Regions from separate parts of the Homo sapiens genome. Here all the other regions are linked to region 3. Evidence: read pairs that join two places in POLR2A ChIA-PET (ENCODE). Cell type or tissue: HepG2. All regions are shown on one strand.

The links. Peaks named below come from ENCODE experiments on the same cell type or tissue, not always from the same donor. Only the 100,000 strongest peaks of a DNase experiment are listed, where the experiment ranks them.
Region 1: POLR2A ChIA-PET joins it to region 3 with 5 read pairs; 1 of 35 experiments calls an interaction of 5 or more read pairs at or near these places.
Region 2: POLR2A ChIA-PET joins it to region 3 with 7 read pairs; 4 of 35 experiments call an interaction of 5 or more read pairs at or near these places.

Annotation. Positions count from the first base shown.
Region 1 is chr11:86,507,379-86,511,378 of GRCh38, forward strand. It overlaps ME3 (malic enzyme 3), which reads right to left. Exons shown (of 15, transcript NM_001161586.3): 5 at 1,414-1,489. Among named protein-coding and RNA genes, the nearest start is that of CCDC81, 130 kb to the left of the region's middle. In HepG2, no CTCF peak of the experiment used is centred here; DNase peaks (open chromatin) are centred at 1,513 and 2,463.
Region 2 is chr11:87,221,103-87,225,102 of GRCh38, forward strand. The region is part of intron 5 of TMEM135 (transmembrane protein 135); the gene reads left to right. Among named protein-coding and RNA genes, the nearest start is that of TMEM135, 190 kb to the left of the region's middle. In HepG2, no CTCF peak of the experiment used is centred here; no DNase peak of the experiment used is centred here.
Region 3 is chr11:87,003,714-87,007,713 of GRCh38, forward strand. No RefSeq gene overlaps it. Among named protein-coding and RNA genes, the nearest start is that of TMEM135, 32 kb to the right of the region's middle. In HepG2, no CTCF peak of the experiment used is centred here; a DNase peak (open chromatin) is centred at 1,708; H3K4me3 peaks cover 453 bases.

The DNA.
Region 1 (4,000 bases), 500 kb before region 3:
CAGAGTAGATGTGTTGGAGTACCATGGCCTCCCAGGCAAGGCAGGGTGATGTGAGCATTGGCCTTGGAAGTTCCTTGTACTATGCTTGGTCAGCACCAACCCCTCCCCAGCTCAGGTGCCAAAAATGCCCTTACCACCCAGCCAGTGGATGTTCTGCATTTTTGCCACACCCATTTTGTTTCCAGAAGTAACAATGATCTTAGATACCAGAACCCCTCAAACTCCTCCATAGACATCTCTATAGCAGGAGGAGATCTGGGGATTTAGCCAGAGGCTAATACATTTCTACAAAGTTGCATGTTTTATGTATAAAAATTAACATCACTAGGCACGGTGGCTCACGCCTGTAATCCCAGAATTTTGGGAGGCGTCGATGGACAGATCACTTGGGCCCAGAAATTCAGGACCAGTCAGGGCAACATGGCAAAACCCTATCTCTGCAAAAAAATACAAAAAATTACCCAGGCATAGTGGCCCATGCCTGTCGTCCCAGCTACGGGGGAGGCTGAGGTGGGAGGATCACCTGAGCCCAGGAGATTGAGGTTGCAATAATCTGTGACTGCACTCCAACCTGGACGACAGAGTGAGACTCTGTCTCAAAAAAAAAAAAAAATATGGCAACTTTTGCATTCTATAACGTATATTGTTTGGTATACAGAAATGTTTTCTTCTTAAATTTTTGAGTAAAATGGATGCTCCTGGAAGAAGTGGCAGGTTTATTTTGTCATTCTACATTTATGCCCCTCATCCCCACCCCCACACTGCTGTGTACTCCCAGGGTACACATACCCAAGTGTGAAGATATTGTCCATCATAGGCTTTTACTCTTGGTACAGAATGTCCTCACTCCACAGCCTAGTCTCTCCACTACCTAACTGTCCACAGCCTACCCCTAAATTCAAGGCCCAGCTCCACTGTCACTTCCCCCAGGAAGTCATCCCTGAATCTCCTCAGGCTAAAAATCGTCATTGCCTCTAGAAGAACACCCTCAGTTCTTTTCGTGTACTTTATTTATCTCTGGACAAGTTCCACCTTGTTAGTCTTTTGTGCCTTTGGCTTATTTTCCATATAACATGTCAGCTACTCGAGAAGAGGGTCTATGCCTGATTTCTCTCTGCGTCTACCATGGAAACTGGCACCATATATTTAGCAAGGACTCAACACATGCTGAACATATCTTCAGACTAATAATCACAATAATGAAGGGCAATGTCACATGGATGCCTGGTTAATGCAAACCTCTGCTCTGTGGTGTATTTGTACTTGGCTATAACAGGTCTGTGGCTTAGGAATGGGAGGTAGTATGCTGCCTTCAGTGTCATAATGGCTCATTTTATAGATGGAAATGACTCTGGTTTAGGCTGAAATGATTCACCCAACAATGATTAAATAGCAATGAAAACGGGATCATACCTTAATATTGTCTTCTGGCCAAGAATTCAGCATTGTTGCAAGATGACCTTTGTCATGAATGGTGATGAACAGTCCACTAAAAGAAATAAAACACGTACACACAGAGAAACCAGGCAGTCAGATTAGGAACTGAGCAAAGTCCATAGTACTAGGTATTGCATTAATTAAATTTGCCCATAGACCTGGGCAAGAAAGATTCCTGCCCGAGGCCCCAGCAGTTTAGAGGGTCATCCTCTGGCTTTCTTCCAATTGCTTCTCTCCACAGGGCAAGGAGTCCATGGGGCCATGGGGTGTGCCCACATGGAGCCTGTGCTCCCCAGAGTCTGTGCCCTTTTTTCCTTCCTCTAGACCAGTACCCAAGATGCCAGAATTCCCTGACCAAATGACCCCAAGGCTGATTCCAGGGACTGTTTGGGCCTCTTTTCCAGGTCCCTCCTCCCAAGTACAGACCACACTGCAGTAGCTGGATCCCTAGGCCTGAGTCCGTGACTGAAACTTGGACATGGGGGTTGGGATGTTCAGACACATGTGCATGAGGTTCTTGCAGTGGGGGATGGAGCTGGGGATGGGAAGAGAGGTTAGTGACAGTCTTGAGCTACTCCATCATCACACACACACACACACACACACACACACACGCATGTGCGAAGGCAATGGGGTTTGGTCAAGAGCAGACAGATATTGGAGGGGAATCAAGCTTTGAAAGCAGGAATTATACCTTTTGGGATTTGCAAGTTTGCAGCTTTTTGCCTGAAGGCAGTCCAATCTGCAGGCAACTTGGGGCAACAGGAGGCCAAAGTCTTAATAGCTTGAGGTATCAGATAATAGAGTTGGGGCTAGAAGAGAAGCCAGGAAATGAAGAGGGGGTGGGTTCTGGAAGGGAATAAGCCGCGGAAAGGATAAACTCCCCAATCTACCCAAATTATTGGCTGACCACTAAACTATGCACACACAGGGGGATTGGCAAAAAAAAAAAAAAAAAAAGTACAGCTGGAATCTGAAAGAACCAAGCAGAGATTTAAGTTGTTGCTGATTAGGAGAGACAGAGTTGAGAATTTGAGTCCAGCCAAATCAACTCCCTCCTAGAACAAACATTACTCATCTGAGAAATAAAAGAGAATCCAGAGTCCATAGAATCTAGGGTACATTGAAGTCCATTGTAATATTCTGCTTACTTTATATATGTAAGAAATTTTCCATAATAAAAAAATTAAAACAAAATAAAACACCAAAAAAATCACTGAACCCCAAACTGTTCTTGACCTCCACATTTCTTGCCAGGACTGTTCTTTCACTCTCCTCCCTTCCATTGCCAAACTTCCTAAAAGCATTGCCTACACTAACTGCTTCCATTTGTTCATCTTCCATTCATTTCTCAACCCACTGCAGTATGTCTTGTCTCAACATCGTCCTACCAAAACTGCTCTTGCAAAGGCTACCAATGACCTTCACATTCCTAAGTGCAATGAACACTCATCAGTCCCCATTTCCTTTGTCTTCTTGGTAGCATCTGACACTTTTCATCACTCCCCTACCCAAAATTTGGCTTTTGTGACTCCATTTTCTTTGAGTTTTCCTCCTACTTCTCTGTGGCTCCTTCTCAGTCTCTTATGTTGGGTAAGTCATCCCGCCATTATGCATTAAAGTTCCTCAAAAATCTGTACTATGCCACTTTTTTTCTTACTCTTATTCTTTCTATTTGTGATCTTATAAATACCCAAGGCTTTTGGCCAATGACTCTCAAATATCTATAGACCAGCGTTTCTCACCTTTGGCACTATTGACATTTTGGGTTGGATAATTCTTTGCTGTGAGGGGTGTGGTTGTCCTGCACATTGTAGCATGTTTGGCAACATCCTTGGCCTCTACTTTCCAGATACCAATAGCACCTCTCACTACATTGTGACAACCAAGAATATCTCCAGACGTTGGCAAATGTCCCCTGGAGGAAAAAAATTATCCCTGATTTTAGAGCCACTGCACTAGACCTTTTATTTAACTGCCTACCTGATATTTCCCTGTGCATACCTCAAAGGTACTTCAAACTTAGCATGTACCAAACCAAATTTATCATCTAATCTTCCACCATTATGACTCAAAGACAAGAAAAAACAAAGACTCAAGACAAAACTGATTCTCTTTCCTACTCCCTTTCTCAGTGAATATTTCCCCGACATAACTAATTTAACAATTCCAACCCCTTGAAATCATCCTTGATGGTCTCCTCCCTTCTTTTATACAACCCGTTGCCAAGTTCTTCATTTGTACTTTCTAAATAACTCCTGGTTCAAACACTTCTTTCATCAGTAACACTACCTCCTTTATCCACGCTTCCAATATCTGTTGCCTGAAGTGCTGCAATAATCTTGTAACATCCACTCTTGCCTCTCTCCTATTTTCTATATGCTAGTGAGAGTGATGTTCTTGAAATCAATGACTCATTGTTTTACTTCTTGTGCTAAAAATAGAATAAAGACCAAAGTCCTCAACACGCCTACAGAATCTTGTCTGGGTCTTGCCAACTTCCTTACTTCATCTTGTTCCACTCCTCTTCTCACTCCACACTCTTCAGCCACACTGGTCTTTT
Region 2 (4,000 bases), 220 kb after region 3:
AGAAAAAAGATTGAGAAGAAAAACCAAAACTAGTTTTTCTTTTTGTGACAATTTCTACTGGAATTGATGATTATCAGGTTGTGAACATAATTGAGGGGCTAAAATACCATATGAGGATTGCATTCTTCATTCTGAAACCTGTTAGTCTTCTTAGATGCAGGCATTATGAAAAAACCAGCTAAAGTGGAGACTAGACTCAGATTTTTATAGTATATTATTTTGGGTTTATTTAGAAAGTTCAGTGAATACTTCCTTTGGTAAGAGGATTCCAAAGGGGAATTGTGCACGTAAACCTATTTATTTATACATACATGCTAAATATTGACACCATCGTTGTTAGAGTAATGTTATTTTAGGGGTTAAAGTTTGTATAAACATTTCCAGATTTTAATTCCTAAAATTATGGTTTTGCCTGTAGACAGACACTGATTGCCTGTTGTGTTTTAGGTTATATGGACTAGATTCATTCTTGATGCTCTCTGTACACAAATTTTGTGTAAGATCTTAACCACATGCAACTAGAATACAAAATAAAAGAGAGATTTCCATGATAGAGGTAACGTCTGGTCTATAAATTTCTTTCTTCTATCACTTTGGAATTCATAACTAAGAGCTGATCCTGGATAAATGTGATTTTACAGTTTCACTAGATTTTCATCCCTATGTTTATTATCAAAATCATTTTTACTGTTGAAACAAAGCTAGCTCAGCATTTAAGTTTTTACTAATTGCTCTAGACTCACTGGATATTGAACAAAGTTGGCTGAATTTTTAAAAATATTAAAATTTCAGCCAATATTAAAATTGGGCTGGGGCCCGGCACCGTGGTACACACCTGTAATCCCAGAACTTTGGGAGGCCGAGGTGGGCGGATTGTGAGGTCAGGAGATCGAGACCATCGAAACCCCGTCTCTACTAAAAATACAAAAAAATTAGCCAGGCGGTGGTGGGCGCCTGTAATCCCAGCTACTCAGGAGGCTGAGGCAGGAGAATGGCGTGAACCCGGGGGGCGGAGCTTGCAGTGAGCCGAGATAGCGCCACTGCAGTCCGGCCTGGGCGAAAGAGCGAGACTCTGTCTCAAAAAAAAAAAAAAAAAAAAAAAATTATTGCTGGTCCGGGCATGGTGGCTCACGCCTGTAATCCCAGCACTTTGGGTGGCTGAGGCAGGCAGATCACGAGGTCAGGAGATCGAGACCATCCTGGCTAACACGGTGAAACCCCGTCTCTACTAAAAATGCAAAAAAAATTCGCTGGGCGTGGTGGCGGGCGCCTGTAGTCCCAGCTACTCGGGAGGCTGAGGCAGGAGAATGGCGTGAACCCTGGGGGGCTGAGCTTGCAGTGAGCCGAGATCGCACCACTGCACTCCAGCCTGTGTGACAGAGCAAGACTCCGTCTCCAAAAAAAAAAAAATAATTACTGGGCCGAGCGTGGTGGCCCACGCCTCTTATCCCAGCACTTTGGGAGGCTGAGGCGGGCGGATCACCTGAGGTCAGGAGTTCGAGACCAGCCTGACTAACATAGTGAAACCCCGTCTCTATTAAAAATACAAAAAATAGCTGGGTGTGGTGGCGGGCACCTCTAGTCCCAGCTACTCGGGAGGCTGAGGCAGGAGAATGGCGTGAACCCAGGAGGTGGAAGGTTGCAGTGAGCTGAGATCATGCCATTGCACTCCAGCCTGGGCAATAAGAGCGAAACTGTCTCAAAAAAAAAGAAAGAAAGAAAGAAAAAAAAATCACTGTTGATTATTGTTATATCACTCTCTAATCTATAAACTGTTAAAATACTTTTGTAAGTATTTTGCAAAACTCTATTCAACATCGTTACATCTTGTAGTGATAGACTGGATTGCTGAGTTTGTCATGCTAATTGGAGAGGGGGACAAAAGCACAGAAAATGAAGTTTCTTAAGGTTACACAACACAATTGATAGGTTATGGTCAGTTGTTTCCTTGCTATAATAAGCATAGGAAGCTTGAAAGGAAAAAATCTTGTGTGTAGATTAATTTGGAAAGACATAATCGAGAAGTCTATATTCTGCAGTAAATGGAGTTGAAAAGCACTTTTTTTTTTTTTTTTTTTCTGAGATGGAGTCTCGCACTTTCGCCCAGGCTGGAGCGCAGTGGCGCGATCTCGGCTCACTGCAAGCTCTGCCTCCCGGGTTCATGCTATTCTCCTGCCTCAGCCTCCCGAGTAGCTGTGACTACAGGCGCCAGCCACCATGCCCAGCTAATTTTTTTTTTTTGTATTTTTAATAGAGCCGGGGTTTCACCGTGTTAGCCAGGATGGTCTCCATCTCCTGACCTTGTGATCTGCCTGCCTTGGTCTCCCAAAGTGTTGGGATTACACGCGTGAGCCACCGTGGCCCGGCCTGAAAAGCACTTCTACAGTTCATCTGATTCAGAATTTAAGTGCATACACTCATTGCGCTTTAAGTCTTCATTTAACTGCATTAGAAAAAAAACCCCAAAAAGTCTGGGCATGGGGGGATCACCTGAGGTCAGGAGTTCCAGACCAGCCTCGCCAACATGGTGAAACACTGTCTCTACTAAAAATACGCACATGCACGCACACACACACACACACACACACACACACAAAATTAGCTGGGTGTGGTTGTGTATGCCTGTGATTCCAGCCACTCTGGAGGCTGAAGCAGGAGAATCGCTTGAACTTGGGAGGCAGAGGTTGCAGTGAGCCGAGATCACACCACTGCACTCCAGCCTGGGTAAGAGAGCAAGACTGTCTAAAAAAGAAAGAAAGAAAGAAAGAAAAAACCCCCAAAACATTATTAGTTCAGGACCTTTTCTGACTGAAGAAATGATAACGGGAACTGAGTATGAAAAGAGGAATTTGCAGCTGGATAGGTCCAAACCAAACCAGATATGAGCAATACCATGCCTAATTAAGGAAAGATTTTCTCAAATGAATTTTGGAATGACCATATGCCCAGGGAACTGGTAGATGGCTTGAGGTTGGGCAACAGGGCAGACTATTTGGGAGAACTAAGTGTTACTCTGTTATACTAATATGTGAGTAACGTACTCATGTGCTGTAATTAAAACAAGTAAAGAGATTATATGTCCTACTTGTTGTTGATGGGTGCTTTTTCTTGAATTATGTATTGGGATTAAACTGGCTATCAATATACACTTAAAAAAATGTGGAACTCAGTTAGAGGGCCACTGTTGGCCTTTTGTCCACAAAACCTTGTAGTTTAGTGAAGTAGTGAGTGAGTGCTATCTTATTGGCCACCTTAGTGAACAATAATCTTCATTCTAGTGATCTTTCTTAGCTTTTGTCAAATGACAGAAATCTGAATTGCCATATTGGTATGTGCTGTTTGTTATGTGGCCTTGCTGTGACCTTTCTAAAGTAATCTAGAAGCTCTTATTTATTTATTTTTTTAATGTCTCAGGAGGAAAAACATAATATCACCTTAAGCCTGGTTCTTATTCTTACTTGAGGTTAATGGGAATACCACCCTTTGGATGAAAATACTGAACTTACTACAAATTGTTCATTTATAACAAGCAGACTTCACATAGATGACCTGTCTACTTTGCCCTACTGAAAACATAATATTTTTTCAGCTGTAACTTTGCCCTGAGTTCATATAGCACCTTTCTTCTCCTTCTCCGTATGCTGAATGACATGTGAGTTTTTTTTTTTTTTTTTCTGAATTTGAAAAAGTAACATGTTTGGCAGCATTAGGATAAAGAATGATCTCTTGTAAGTTTATATAAACACATTGAAAAGCTTACTCATGCAGTTTATCCTCTCATCTTACTATATATGTAAACAAGTGAGGTTTTAGTTTTTGTTCATAATATTTAGATTATTTATTTTGGAAATTTAAAAATTATGCTTCTTACATTGCTGTTCTTCACTAGAATAAATAAGGATTATGGAATTTTCCTGTCACCTTTTCTTAAATCTTGTTCATTGTATAGGTAACGAGCTTCTTAACACAGACTATATTTTAACTTACTGTTTCATCTACT
Region 3 (4,000 bases):
CACTCAGACTTGTCCAGTTAGAACATGACATTCCTTTGGCCACTGTGATAAGTTCAGTGTATCAATCAAATTCAGGCCACTGTAAGTCCTATCCAAGACTTACATCATACTATTGGGGAAGAGAAGTTCTATTTTCTGTCATAATTAAATCAGGGAATACATAGAGCTAGAGCTGTAGGAACCACCACATAGAGTGAGGGCTACACTTTGGAGAGCAGATGCAGAAGGTGAAGAGATTTGGGGTCCCAATGACATTACTTGAGCCTTTTGATCAACCCCCATTTGAAGCCAGACTTCTCTCTTCCTCCCTTCCTCCCTCCCTCCCTCTCTCCCTCCCTCCCTTCCTTCCTTCCTTCCTTCCTCTTTCTTTCTTTTTCTTTCTTTCTTTCTTTTTTTGAGACGGAATTTTGTTCTTGTTGTCCAGGCTGGCGCGCAATGGTGCAATCTCAGCTCACCGCAACCTCTGCCTTCCGGGTTCAAGAGATTCTCCTCCCTCAGTCTCCCGAGTAGCTGGTATTACAGGCATGCGCCACCACGTCCAGCTAATTTTTTTATATTTTTAGTAGAGACAGGATTTCTCTATGTTGGTCAGGCTGGTCTCAAACTCCCGACCTCAGATGATCCGCCTGCCTTGGCCTGCCAAAGTGCTGGGATTACAGGTGTGAGTCACAGCACCTGGCCGAAGCCAGACTTTTCATAATATAAGTGAATAATTTTTTTTTAAAGGCAGGTTCTTGCTTTGTTGCCCAGGCTGGAGTGCAGTGGTACGATCATGGCTCACTGCTGCCTCAACTTCCTGGCCTCAAGCAATCCTTCCACATCAGCCTCCCAGGTAGCTAGAACTACAGGCACATGGCACCATGCCCAGATTTTTTTTTTTTTTTTTTTTTTGGTAGAGGTAGGGTCTCATTATGTTTCCCAGGCTGGTCTCAAACTCCTGGCCTCAAGTAGTCCTCCTGCCTCAGCCTCCCAACGTGCTAGGATTACAGGTATAAGTCACCATGCCCAGCCATGAATAATTTTTTTGTTTGTTTAAGTCAGTTTGAATGGAGTTTTCTCTCACTTCATACCAAGAAAGACTTAATGCACGGCTTATTACTACCTACATGGTGTTTTCTCCCCCAGACGAATCTTAACTCCAATCCTGCCATATTTCTCTTTATGCTCTATTCTCATCAATGCCTAGGATGGTGTCTTGTACATAACATGTGCTCAGTAAATGTCTGATGGAGTTAATAGATTGAATGTGGGTTGATTCTGCAACATTCCCTAAAAGTTGCTTTAGAAAAGCCTTCTGTTGGCCGGGCGCGGTGGCTCACGCCTGTAATCCCAGCACTTCGGGAGGCCGAGGCAGGTGGATCACAAGGTCAGGAGATCGAGACCATCCTAGCTAACACGGTGAAACCCCGCCTCTACTAAAAATACAAAAAAATTAGCTGGGCATGGTGGCAGGCGCCTGTAGTCCCAGCTACTCCGGAGTCTGAGGCAAGAGAATGGCGTGAACCTGGGAGGCGGAGCTTGCAGTGAGCCGAGATAGCACCACTGCACTCCAGCCTGGTTGAGAGTGCGAGACTCCGTCTAAAAAAAAAAAAAAAAGCCTTCTGTCTGTAAGTTTTCTGACTGCTGCTTTTGTCTCTTAATCACAAAAGTAATCTGTAGAAGAACTTCCAAATATTTGATCTTTCTGTTTGTTTGAATCCGCATTGAACGGAACTTAGTGTAAATATGTACTTGGAATACTCACTACGTGCTCCAACAAAACAGATTGGAAGATGCAGAGTGGATTGCTCTATCAGTGGCTCAATCAAATGAAATGTTTACTTTCTGCCCTTTGAAAAAAAAACCTGTTTTTTTTCTCTGGAGCATGATTCCTTTCACACAAAGCTACTGACATCCTCTCAAATTAAAAAGGGGTAGAGAAATACGACATTTTTCTGTTTATTACTGTGAAAACGTGGCCTCAATTCTGTACCAGAATGGCCATGAGCTCTTGCTGCCATGCCCCGTTTAGGAACACTGCTCTTTGGGCTGAGCTCATTAAACCTGAAAGACTCAGACAGACAGAAATACTTTTAGAACACACTGAAGAACAGTGTGAAATGATGTGTCATAGCTGTGAATGGCTGGAAAAATCCTGATTTGCTAGCATTAATAACTGCTGAAAACAAAAAGAAATAAGGAAACAAAAAACAACTGCTGAGATGGCTGTGTCACATTGAAATAGGCAAGGAGAATCTTCTACCATATCTTGATGACAAAAAAACAGTGGAGGAAATGCAGTGAGTCGATTATATTAATATTTCACTTCATCATAACTATAATGACAGCTGACCCTTACTGAGTACTTATTATATACTCAGTACACTCAGGCACTGTTCCAATCATTTTACACATATCAATAATGAGTAGCGACTGTTATTATCCCCATTTTACAGATATGAAACTGAGGTATGACGTAATTACTTAACTTGCTTGAGGTCACACAGGTTGTAATGGAAGAGCGAGGATTTATACCAGATAGTCTTGATCTAAAGCTTCTGTTCTTAACCATGGTGCTTTACTGCTTCTCACAGTATTTGCACAGATAACTTAATAAGCTTGTAGGAATGTAGGAATACAACCTTTGGGAAAGTCATCTTGCAACACCTGTTAAAATTTAAATTACACGTACCTTTATTTTTATGTATTTATTTGTTTATTTTGAGACAGTCTCACTCTCACCGAGGGTGGAGTGCAGTGGTGTGATCTTGGCTCACTGCAACCTCCGCCTCCCGGGTTCAAGCAATTCTCCTCCCTCAGCTTCCCGAGAAGCTGGGATTACAGGCGTGCACCACCAGGCCTGGCTAATTTTTTTTTTTTTTTTTGACATGGAGTCTCGCTCTGTCACCCAGGCTGGAGTGCAGTGACACGACCTTGGCTCACTGCACCCTCTGCCTCCCGGGTTCAAGCAATTCTCCTGCCTCACCCTCCTGAGTAACTGGAACACAGGTGTGTGCCACCACGCCTGGCTAATTTTTGTATTTTTAGTAGAGACGGGGTTTCAGCATGTTGGTTGGCCAGGATGGTCTCGATCTCTTGACCTCATGATCTGCCCACCTCAGCCTCCCAAAGTGTTGGGATTACAGGTGTGAGCCACCGTGCCCGGCGGATTAATCTTTGTATTTTTAGTAGAGACGGGGTTTCACCATGTTAGCTATGCTGGTCTCAAACTCCTGACCTCAGGTGATTCACTCACCTTGGCCTCCCAAAGTGCTGGGATTACAGGCGTAAGCCACCATGCTCGGCTACACTTACCTTTAACCCAACAAACCAAGAACATATTCTACAGAAGTAATAGATACATACTTCTATAAAGGATGTACATACAAGAATGTTTATTGTGATATTGTTGATGGTAACTGGAAAATCCTGATGTCCATCAATAAAGGTTGAATTAGCAGCAAAACAATTATATTTGGCAGGTTTATTTTCAGTGAATTGGATCTAGATCTATTGACCTGGAAATATATCCATGGTGTACCATCAAATGAGGAAAGTAAATAGGAAGTTTATGGAATGTGATTCACTTTTATCAAACAATAAACAAATTATACATATATACATTTGTATGTGGTTTCATGAGAATTGAGTGGAATTAGGATACATTGGGCAGAGAGTATTTGGAGGTGGTTAGGGGAAAGAAGTGGGCACAAAAAAGGTAAGAAAGACTAAAACAACACAGAACAATAGACATGGAATAATGTCAAATGAAAATGTCAAATATAAAATTCTACAGTGTTATTGCAAATATGTAGTAATTGAGTGTGCATTTAAGAAAAGCTAGACAATAGCAAGAACAAATGTTAAACATTAATTTGATTAAAAGGTTATTTTGTGAGAAAACTTTTTCTTGGATTTTGCTTATTTTTTAACATATGAACCATTAGTAGGGGGAAAAAGATTACAAATCATTTTAGGAGATGACTAAGTCTGGAACTCACAGGTGAAATTAAGGTGAAAT